Linked DNA regions of Homo sapiens: region 2 is linked to region 1. A link is an interaction called in ENCODE POLR2A ChIA-PET data of the cell type or tissue named here. Cell type or tissue: GM12878. All regions are shown on one strand. Each heading gives the region's core, and the rest is flanking DNA. Links, peaks and the distances in the headings are about the cores only. Region 1 has its middle 4.2 kb from the start of CXCR3. Region 2 has its middle 25 kb from the start of OGT.

Region 1 (5,378 bases), core at 184-5,183:
AGTTGTGCGATCTTGGCTCACTGCAGCCCCAAATTCCCAGGCTCAGGTGATCCTCCCACCTCAGTCTCCCGAGTAGCTGGAACCAAAGGTGCGCACCACCACGCCCAGCTAATCTTTGGTTGTTTTTTTTTTTTTGTAGAGACGGGGTTTCACTGTGTTGCCCAGGCTGGTCTCAAACTCCTGGGCTGAAGCTATCTGCCCACCTTGGCATCCCAAAGTGTTGAGATTACAGGCGTGAGCCACAATGCCTGGCTTATTCTCCTTTTTTTTTTTTTTTTTTTTTTTTTTTTTTTGAGACAGAGTCTTGCTCTGTCACCCAGACTGGAGTGCAATGGTGCAATCTCGGCTCACTGCAACCTCCACCTCCCAGGTCAAAGTGATTCTCTTGCTTCAGCCTCCTGAGTAGCTGGGATTACAGGCACCTGCCACCACGCCTGGCTAATTTTTGTATTTTTAGTAGAGATGGGGTTTCACCATATTGACCGGGCTGGTCTTGAACTTCTGACCTTGTGATCCACCCACCTCAGCCTCCCAAAGTGCTGGGATTACAGGTGTGAGCCACCGTGCCCGGCCTTATTCTCCTTTTTGATGACTGTTTAATCACACAGCTAATACATGAATGCAGTCTCTGAATAAAACAATACAGACAAGGCCAAAGCAGTCCTCTTTGAACAGCACTCTCGCTCCCAGCCCCTCTCACCTTACACAGTGTCCCTGTAGAGTGTAATGGGGGAAGATGAGGAGCCTGTGCCACTAACTAGCTGTGTGACTTTGAGTAAGTTCCTTGAACTTTCTGTGTTTCTGTCATCTGTAAAATGAGGATGATGATGATAGTAATGGCCACATAGTTACTACATAGTTGTAGGTATTAAATGAATTCATCCCAATAAAACCCTGAGAACAGTGCCTAGCACGTAGGTAATCAATAAATGTCCATCAGGCGAGGTGACTCACGCCTATAATCCCAGCACTTTGGGAGGCTGAGGCGGGCAGATGGCTTGAGTACAGGAGTTGGAGACCAACCTGGGCAACATAGCGGGACCCCTGTCTCTACAAAGAGTTTAAAAACAATAATAATAATAAGTTGGGCGTGGTGGCACATGCCGATAGTCCCAGCTACTCAGGAGGCTGAGGCAGGAGGATCGCTTGAGCCAAGGGAGTCGAAGCTCCAGTGAACTATGATCGCACTCCCCACTGGGCAACAGAGTGCGACCTTGTCTCTAAAAGACAACAACAAAAAAAAAACAAGCAAAAAAACAAAAAAGAACCAAAAAAAGCCCCAAAACAAATACATGTCCTCAGTTCTTATGACCCTGTTTGACCTCACCCTGTGGGGAAACCCAAGGAAATGCAAGAAGCAAACTATCAACACTCCCCTCTATGGCTCCAGCCCAGCCAAGTGGGTGTCCACCCTCACCACACAAGATGCCTGATTAGGGCTGTGTGATGAGAAAGGTGTGGCTCCTGATGAGTCCTTGAGCAGCAGGATGTTTGGAGGGCTGGCAGTGTGACACAGCCCTCCTGGCTGACTAGGCTTGGACAGATCACTTCACCTCTCTGAACCTCCATTCTGCAAAATGGGCGCAGTAGCCTCTCCCTCACTGGGTGGCTGAACGGTTTAAAGGAGATCGCATGTATGAAAGTACAGCCTTGCAGAATGGAAGTCCTTTTATTTAATAGTTCCCAGGGAACTGCCAGAGACAGGATGACAGGAAGGTCATTGTGCTTGGTGGTGGGGCTTGGGTCCTGAACTGCTTTCCAGCCCCCTCTACCCTCCTGCCGTCACAAGAACGTTCCGTTCTAACCAGTCTGACCGCCCCTGGTGTGAGGAGCTCTTCCTTACTTCCCTGTCTTGGCACCTGGTGTTCCCCCAGCCTGAGAACAGCCTCGTCTCCCTTTGCCATGTGACAAACAGCAGCAACGTCCTCCAAGACCCAGCTCAAACTTCATCTCCCCTGTGAGGCCTTCTCCATTCCCCAAAAAAGCAGTGTCCCCACAGGTCTGGGAACTCACCCTCATGGGCTGGGGCTGTCTGTCCCACCTCCTGGGCTCCCAAGGCCCCAGCCCACGGCCCCCAGCACTTAAAATGGACTTGCCTCCCAGGAGGGCTCAGAGCTGCAGGACATGGGCAGAGGAAGAGGCAGTCCCCAGGCCCCAGGTCTCCCTGTGACTTCAGCTCTCTTTCAAGGGAAATTCAGGGCCAGGAGAAGGAAGCCCAGGGTCCCGGCACTGTCTGGAGCAGATACAGACCCCTGCCCAGGGCTTGGACTCTTCTTGATTTCACGTAAGATAGTCTCAGCCCCAGCCTGGGCCACACGGGAACCTCAGGCCTGGCTGAGCCTGCTCCCCTAACAGCCTGGGGCTGGCGGCCAAGTCCAGTAGCTTTTGGAGTAGTGCTCCAAGAGGCATTTGGAGGAGCTGCAAGAGAGGTTGTGAAGCAGCCGACTCTGACAGAGAGGAGGAGGAAATGGCCCTTTTCCCGGGCTGGCCGGCCTGGCAGACAGCAGTAGGGGCCCTCCTTCCTGTGAGGCACTGGGCCCAGGCCTCAACCTTTGAGCCTCCCATCTCCTCAAACCACAGCCCAGAGGTGTGAAAAAAAGAAAAAAACAGGGGGAGGGGTGGCAGAGAAGAGCCAGGTGCACATTTCGCACCTTGACCACAGGTGGGGCCCGGAGCAGCTTCACTCTGACTAACTTCCTCCTCAGGCTTCCCCGCCAGCTGCTCTGGAGGGCGGAGGCAGGAGGCTCACTGGCCAGAACTCTGATTGCAGGCCCTTGGCCAGGCAGCTGTCCCCTAAGCTGGGCCTGATTCTGTCCTGGTCTGGGAGCTGTTTGGGACCAGAAAGAACCAAATTAGACAGCTGGTCAAGGGTTTGGCTCAGCCCCGTAACACAGCAACCTTCTAAGACATCTCAGCTGTGCACGACGGCAGAAGCCCACCACAGACTTGCAATTGCGAGGTTAGGAGGGGTCAGTTTGGAAAGTTCCTAGAGCGGGAGGAGACTGCTGCTCACTAGGCACCTACCCTGCCCCAGACACTTTCTACACATATCATTTGCAGTCTCCAGAGCAACCCTATCAAATGTATACTATCCTTAGACCCATTTTTCAGATGAGGAAACCAAGGTACAGAGATTAAATAATTTGCCTGAGATTACACAGCTGGGCAGCCAGAGGATTCGCCTAGGACTGGCAAACTCACCGTCCCCCTCCACCCCCAGTTAAGGCAGAGGGTGGCCTCTCTGGAAAACCAGCCCTCCGGCCAAGCCCACACCTGTACGCCCCACAAGTGCCACCCTCTATCACTGGCTCCCTTGATATGAAAGGCTCCTGGTTGCTCCGGGTTTGTAGCCAACATCTCTCTCACTCAACATTCTCGATTGTACTCCTACTAAGCTATGGGCCCTGTGCTAGAAGCCTACAGCCTTGGTTATTCCAGTTCATCTTTTTAACAACCCTGCTGAGGAAACTGGCTCGACTCAGCTATGTAATTTGTCCAAAGTCACACAGCTCGAACAGGGTGGAGTCAGGGCTGGAACTCAGACAAGTTTAGCATTCTTCCCACAACATCATGGCCTCACTGGGAACAGCTCAGACCCATAGCCCAGCTTGGGCTATCAGGACACGGCCCTGATATCAGGGTACGGCCCTGATTATCAGGGTGTCCGAGCTCAGAAAGGAAAGCTCTCTGCTCCTTTCCAAAGCTCTTGCCCTGCCTTTCTCTCATGTGTCCTTCCCAGCAACCTGGGAAGGACATGATACAAACAAGTGAGGAGACTGGAAGGACACCAGGGAGGACACCAGGGTTACCTTTTTTTCTTTTTTTTTCTTTCTTGTCTTTTTTTTTTTTTTTTTTTGAGATGGAGTCTCACTCTGTCACCCAGGCTGGAGTACAGTAGCACGATCTCAGCTCACTGCAACCTCCACCTCCTGAGTTCAAGCAATTCTCCTGCCTCAGCCTCCTGAGTAGCTGGGACTACAGGCATGTGCCAGCCTGGCTAATTTTTTGTCTTGTTTTGTTTTGTTTTTTGAGACGGAGTTTCACTCTTGTTGCCCAGGCTGGAGTGCAGTGGCATGATCTCGGCTTACCACAACCTCCGCCTCCTGGGTTCAAGCAATTCTCCTGTCTCAGCCTCCCGAGTAGCTAGGATTATGGGCATGCACCACCACACCCGGCTAATTTTTGTATTTTTAGTAGAGACAGGGTTTCTCCATGTTGGTCAGGCTGGTCTCAAACTCCCGACCTCGGGTGATCCGCCCGCCTTGGCCTCCCAAAGTGCTGGGATTACAGGCATGAGCCACCGTGCCCGGCCTGGACTTTTATCTTTCACATGGACCAGTAACATTTCAACATCTATTTAGAGCAGGGCTCCCCAGCCCATGGGTGGTGGACCAGTATACCGGTCTGTGGCCTGTTAGGAACCAGGCTGGACAGCAGGAGGTAAGCTGCAGGGGGAGGGAGCATTACTGCCTGAGCTCTGCCTCCTGTCAGATCAGCAGAGCACAAATCCTGTTGTGAACTGCACGTGGGAGGGATCTAGGTTGTGCATTGTTTATGAGAATCTAATGCCTGATGATCTGAGGTGGAACAGTTTCATCCCGAAACCATCCCCACTCCAGTCCGTGGAAAAATTGTCTTCCACGAAACCGGTCCCTGGTGCCAAAAAGGCTGGGGACTGCTGATTTAGAGGACCCACATTGGGTTGTCAACTTCTGCCATCACAAGATGTTTCCAAAACTACCATCTATTTTCCCCATCATTTCATAAAGAAAAGGCCCTTTTGATACCAAAAAAAGGGGACAAATAACATGATTGCTGAATATAAGACAGACCTTTAAATGGAACAAATGTGGCTTTCCATGGTCAATTTTCTCATTTGCAGAAGCCCATGGAACTCAAACCTCTTCACAGGTCAGCACTGGGAGACTGTGGTCCCAGCTCCCAACCCTTTTCCACCCCCATAGGTAGCTACTGGCCAAGTCCTGCTCATCCTAACTGGCCTGGTTTCTGGAATCCTTCCTGCTCCCTCCACTGGCACTGCTCCTGACCTCTGCCAGGCCCTCAGTTCCCTCTGGCCTGAACCCTGCAGGTGACAAGCTGTTTAGAGCAAGGAGAGTCACATCTGTCCACAGGAGGGGAAGGGCCTTGATGCCTTGCAAGTATGCCTCATGTGGGTGTAAATTTAATTCCAGGCCCTAGCCTGGAGGCTTTGGTGGGGCAGTCTGGCTGAAAACTGGCCCCAAGACCATGGGCTAGCACTTGCTTTTCTCTCTCTCTCTCTTCTCTCTTCTCTCTTCTTTCTCTCTCTCCCTCCACCCCTGCTTTCCAACTAGGGGAGAGAGAGAAAGAGGAAACTGCTTGGGAGAAGCAAATTACGG
Region 2 (5,378 bases), core at 69-5,068, 110 kb after region 1:
TTATTTTTGAGACAGAGTTTCACTCTTGTTGCCCAGGCTAGAGTGCAATGGCGCGATCTTGGCTCACTGCAACCTCTGCCTCCCAGGTTCAAGCAATTCTCCCGCCTCAGCCTCCCAAGTAGCTGGGATTACAGGCATGCGCCACCACGCCCGGCTAATTTTGCATTTTTAGTAGAGACGGGGTTTCTCCATGTTGGTCAGGCTGGTCTTCAACTCCTGACCTCAGGTGATCCACCAGCCTCAGCCTCCCAAAGTGCTGGGATTACAGGAGTGAGCCATCGTGCCCGCCAAGTAGGGCCTTTTATAGGGGCACCAAGAATCCAGGCAAGCTTTCTTTCCCACACCCAGGATTCTGTTTTCTTTCTTCTTCTCATCTCAATCTACATGCTCTCCCTGGACCATCCTACCCATTTTTGTTGTTTTAACTGCTACCTGAATGCTAAGGACTTTAAATATCCCACCACCTGCTAGACATCTATATCTGAATGTTCTACAGACACCTGAAATACCACATGTTAAAAATGGAACTTCTCACTCCTGCCCCCAAACTCTTCTATTCTCTACATTGCTTGATAGCGGCACCATCTGCATCACACTGTGGCTGCCCTCAGAATTTGAAAAGCTTTTCTATATATGGAAGAATGTCCATGTTATGAGCCCCAGCTCTGCAGTGTAAGTCAGAGATATTTGCCAGTCTCCCTTGTGACCTTGTGAGGAAACCTGCTCTATGTGGATATGTGGAGTGTGGAGCTTCTCTTCCTTTTTTTTTTTCTACTAGGGAATTTCCAGTGTTTTCAAGGTTGACTTCTCACAGCAGTGGGGGCATCTATATCATCCCGCCACTTCTGCAATGGTTTGAGGCATTGTTCCTGAAAGCTTAGCCTCTAACCTGATTCTCCAGCTCTCCCAACAATTGTGGGAGCTCCCCAATATCCTTTATTTCTTTTTAAGAGACAGGATCTTGCTCTGTCAACCAGGCTGGAGTACAATGGCATGATCATGGTTCACTGTAGCCTCAAATTTCTGGGCTGAAGTGATCCTCCTGCCTCAGCCTCCTGAGTAGCTGAGACTACAGGTGTGTGCCACCACACTCAGCTAATTTTTAAAATTATCATTATTATTATTATTATTTTGAGACAGAGTCTCACTCTGTCACCCAGGCTAGAGTGCAGTGGTGCAATCTTGGCTCATTGCAACCTCTGCCTCCCAGGTTCAAGAGATTCTCGTGCCTCATTCAGCTGCCTCCTGAGTAGCTGGGATTACAGGTATGCACCACCACACCCAGCTAATTTTTGTATTTTTAGTAGAGACGGGGTTTCACTGTGTTGGCCAGGCTGGTCTCAAACTCCTGGCCTCAAGTTGTCCACATGCCTCAGCCTCCCAAAGTACTGGGATTAAGGCATGAGCCACCACACCCAGCCTATTATTTTTGTTTTTTAGAGACAGGGTCTCACTAAGTTGCCCAGGAATGATCTCGAACTCTTGGGCTGAAATGATCTTCCAGCCTTGGTCTCCCAAAGTGCTGAGATTACAGGTGTGAGCCACCATGCCCAGCCCCTAATATCCTTCAAAAATAATAATAATAATACCCTTTATGCTGAGTCAGGCTTTGTTGCTATCAACTAACATCTCTGACAAATACACACTCCATCACACAAAACAGGAAACTGGAGTTATCTTTAACACTCTCTCACCACCAATATCCAATCAATCCTCAAGTCCTACTAATTTTACCATCTAAGCATTTCTTGATTCTGACCTTTCCTTTTTATCACAATTACCACTTCCCTGCCTGGCTAAGACCCTGATAATTTTTCATTTGGATTATTTTAACAGCCTTCTTATTAGTCTCCCTGCCTCCAGTCTTGTTCCTCTTCTAATCTTAGACTTCACACTGTTAATAGAAGAATTTACCTAAAACATAAGCCTGTTGTTCACTTGTTTGAAACCCATGACTTGCCACTTCCTAGTTTGAATTTTTTGTTTTACAAGATGGAACCACTTGACCGGGCACAGTGGCTCATGCCTGTAATCCCAGCACTTTGGGAGGCCGAGGCGGGCAGATCACTTGAGTCCAGGAGTTTGAGACCAGCCTGGGTGACATGGCGAGACCCCACCTCTACAAAAAAAAAAAAAATTTAATTGGCTGTGGTGGCACGCTCCCATAGTCCCAGCTACTCAGGAGGCTGAGGTGGGAGGACTGCTTGAGCCCAGGAGGTGGAAGTTGGAGTTAGCCAAGATCATGCCACTGCACTCCAGGCTCGGCAACAGAGTGAGACCCCATCTCAAAAAAAAAAAAATTCAAGATAAGATGGAACCACTTGTAATTACTTCCTATGCATATGCGCGCACACACACACACACACACACACACTCACTCTGTCTCTCCATATATATCTTCTATCTCTTAGCTCTACACCTTTATTTGTGTTCTGCCTAAAATGACCTTCCTTCCCGTCTTCACTTGGCTACTTTCTTTTTTTTTTTTCTTTTTTTTTTTTTTTTCAGAGACAGGGTCTTGCTCTGTCACCCCGTCTGGAGTGCAGCGGTGTGATCATGGCTTATTGCAGCCTCAACCTCCTGGGCTCAAGCAATCCTCCTGCCTCAACTTCCTGAGTAGCTGGGACTACAGGCACATGCCACCATGCCAAGCTAATTTTGTTATTATCATTATTGTTATTATTTGTAGAGACAGGGTCTTGTTATGTTGCCGAGGCTGGTCTTGAACTCCTTGGCTCAAGCGATCCTCCCACCTCAGCCTCCCAAATTGCTGGGATTACAGGCATGAGCCACCGCACCTTGGCCACTTGGCCACTTTCTAATAATTCTTTAAAACACCCGCAGGCTGTGATGGGTGCTGCTCCTCCTTACTTCCATAATACCTTGTATATACATCTATCATCGCATATACCACAAAGCACTATAATTGCCTATTTATGTGTTTGTCTCTCCCAACTATATAGTGAGCTGTCTGAGGGGGAAGATAAGATCTAAATTCATATATATATATATATATATATATATAGAGAGAGAGAGAGAGAGAGAATATTCATATATGTATAGATATAAGTATCTATATCTACTATATCTATCTATTTATGTATTATTTTATTTAATTTTTTTGAGACACAGTCTCACTCTGTCACCCAGGCTGGAGTGCAGTGGTGCCATCTCGGCTCACTGCAATCTCTACCCCAGATTCACGTGATTCTCATGCCTCAGGTGTGAGCCACCATGCCCGGCCTATATCTATTTATATCACCTCAATGCCTACTGACTAGCATTTAGTATTCATACAATAAATGTTTGCTAAGTGATTCATAAATTGATTAACAACTCAATTCAAACATCACTTCTGGCCAAGTACAGTGGCTCACACCTGTAATCCCAGCACTTTGGGAGGCTGAGGTGGGAGGATCACTTAAGCCCAGTAGTTCAACACCAGCCTGGACAACACAGGCAGAACCCCTCCCCTGAAACTCTACAAAAAAATTCAAAAATTAGCTGGGCTTGGTGGCACACACTTGTAGTGTCAGCTTCCTCTATGCATTTGATGCATTCCTCTTTTTAAAAAATTGGTGTGGCCAAGCGTGGTGGCTCACACCTATAATCCCAGCAATCTGGGGTCCAAAGGTGAGAGGATTGCTTGAGGCCAGGAGTTCAAGACCAGCTTGGGCAACATAGTGACATCTCATCTCTACAAAAAATTAAAAATTAGCTGGGTATGGTGGGGTACACCTGTAGTCCCAGCTACTTGGGAGGCTGAGGTGGAAGGGTCTCTTGAGACCAGAAAGCTGAGGCTGCAGTGAGCCCTGATCATGTCACTGCCCTCCAGCTTGAGTGACAGAACTAGACCTGTCTAAAAAAAAATTGATGTAAAATTCACATAAAACATAAGATTAACCATTTGAAAGTGTATAATTCAGTGGCATTTAGTATATTCATGAAGTTGTATAATAATCACCTCTATATAGTTTCATAACAGCTTCGTCACCCCATATGTAAACCCTGTACCCATCAAGCAGTCATTCCCCAGTCCTCCCTCCCACAAGGCTCTAGAAACCACTAATCTGCAGTTCTGTCTACAGATTTATCTATTCTGGATATTTAACGCAAATGGAATCATACAATGTGTGACCTTTGTGTCTGTCTTTTTTCTACATAGCACGTTTTTGAGGTTCATCTATGTTGTAGCATGTATCAGAATATGGTGAAATACTATTCAGTTCTATAGGATATGCCATTCATCCATTGATGGACATTTGGGTTTTTTCACCTTTTAGCCATTGTGAATAGTGCTGCTATGGACATCTGTGTACAAATTTTGATTTGAATACTTGTTTTCAATTCTTTTCGGTAGAAACATAGGAGTAGAATTGCTGGAATATATAGCATTTTTTTTTTTTTTTTGAGACAGGGTCTCGCTCTGTTGCCCAGGCTGGAGTGCAGTGGCGTGATCTCGGCTCTTGGCTTACTGCAAGCTCCGCCTCCCGGGTTCACGCCATTCTTCTGCCTCAGCCTCCCGAGTAGATGGGACTACAGGCGCGTGCCACCATGCCCGGCTACTTTTTTTAAAAAAATATATATTTATAGTAGAGACGGGGTTTCACTGTGTTAGCCAGGATGATCTTGATCTCCTGACCTCATGATCCGCCCATGTCGGCCTCCCAAAGTGCTGGGATTACAGGCGTGAGCCACCGCGACTGGCCAATTTTTTTTTTTTTTTTTTAGATGAGGTCTCACTCTGTCGCCCAGGCTGGAGTGCAGTGGCGCTAACATTGTAGCCTCAAACTCCTGGGCTCAAGCAACCCTCTCACCTCAGCTTCTCAAGTAGCTGGGACTACAGGCATGCACCATCATGCCCGGCTGATTTTTTATTTATTTATTTATTTTTATTTATTTATTTATTTTGAGACGGAGTTTCGCTCTTGTTGTCCAGGCTGGAATACAATGGCGTGGTCTCGGCTCACTGCAACCTCCACCTCCCGGGTTCAAGGGATTCTTCTGACTCAGCCTCCCGAGTAGCTGGGATTACAGGCACACACCACCATGCTTGGCTAATTTTTTAAAAATTATTATTATTATTATTACTGAGGCAGAGTCTTGCTCTGTCGCCTGGGCTGGAGTGCAGTGGTGTGATCTCGGCTCACCGCAACCTCCGCCTCCTGGGTTCAAACAATTCTCCTGCCTCAGCCTCCCGAGTAGCTGGGATTACAGGCATGCGCCACCATGCCTGGCTAATACTGTATTTTTAGTAGAGATGGGGTTTCTCCATCTTGGTCAGGCTGGTCTCGAACCCCTGACCTCAGGTGATCCACCTGCCTCGGCCTCCCAAAGTGCTGGGATTACAGGCATGAGCCACCTTGCCCAGCCAGATT

What was found. ChIA-PET counts read pairs that join two places held together with the same protein. Peaks named below come from ENCODE experiments on the same cell type or tissue, not always from the same donor. Only the 100,000 strongest peaks of a DNase experiment are listed, where the experiment ranks them.
Region 2: POLR2A ChIA-PET joins it to region 1 with 6 read pairs; 4 of 35 experiments call an interaction of 5 or more read pairs at or near these places.

What each region holds. Positions count from the first base shown.
Region 1 is chrX:71,619,994-71,625,371 of GRCh38, reverse strand. No RefSeq gene overlaps it. Among named protein-coding and RNA genes, the nearest start is that of CXCR3, 4.2 kb to the right of the region's middle. RefSeq lists enhancers at 416-465, 506-565, 2,504-2,653. In GM12878, for the core only: a CTCF peak has its summit at 2,416; a DNase peak (open chromatin) is centred at 2,591; H3K27ac peaks cover 4,434 bases.
Region 2 is chrX:71,505,734-71,511,111 of GRCh38, reverse strand. It overlaps a transcript of TAF1 not described here. Among named protein-coding and RNA genes, the nearest start is that of OGT, 25 kb to the left of the region's middle. In GM12878, for the core only: no CTCF peak of the experiment used is centred there; no DNase peak of the experiment used is centred there.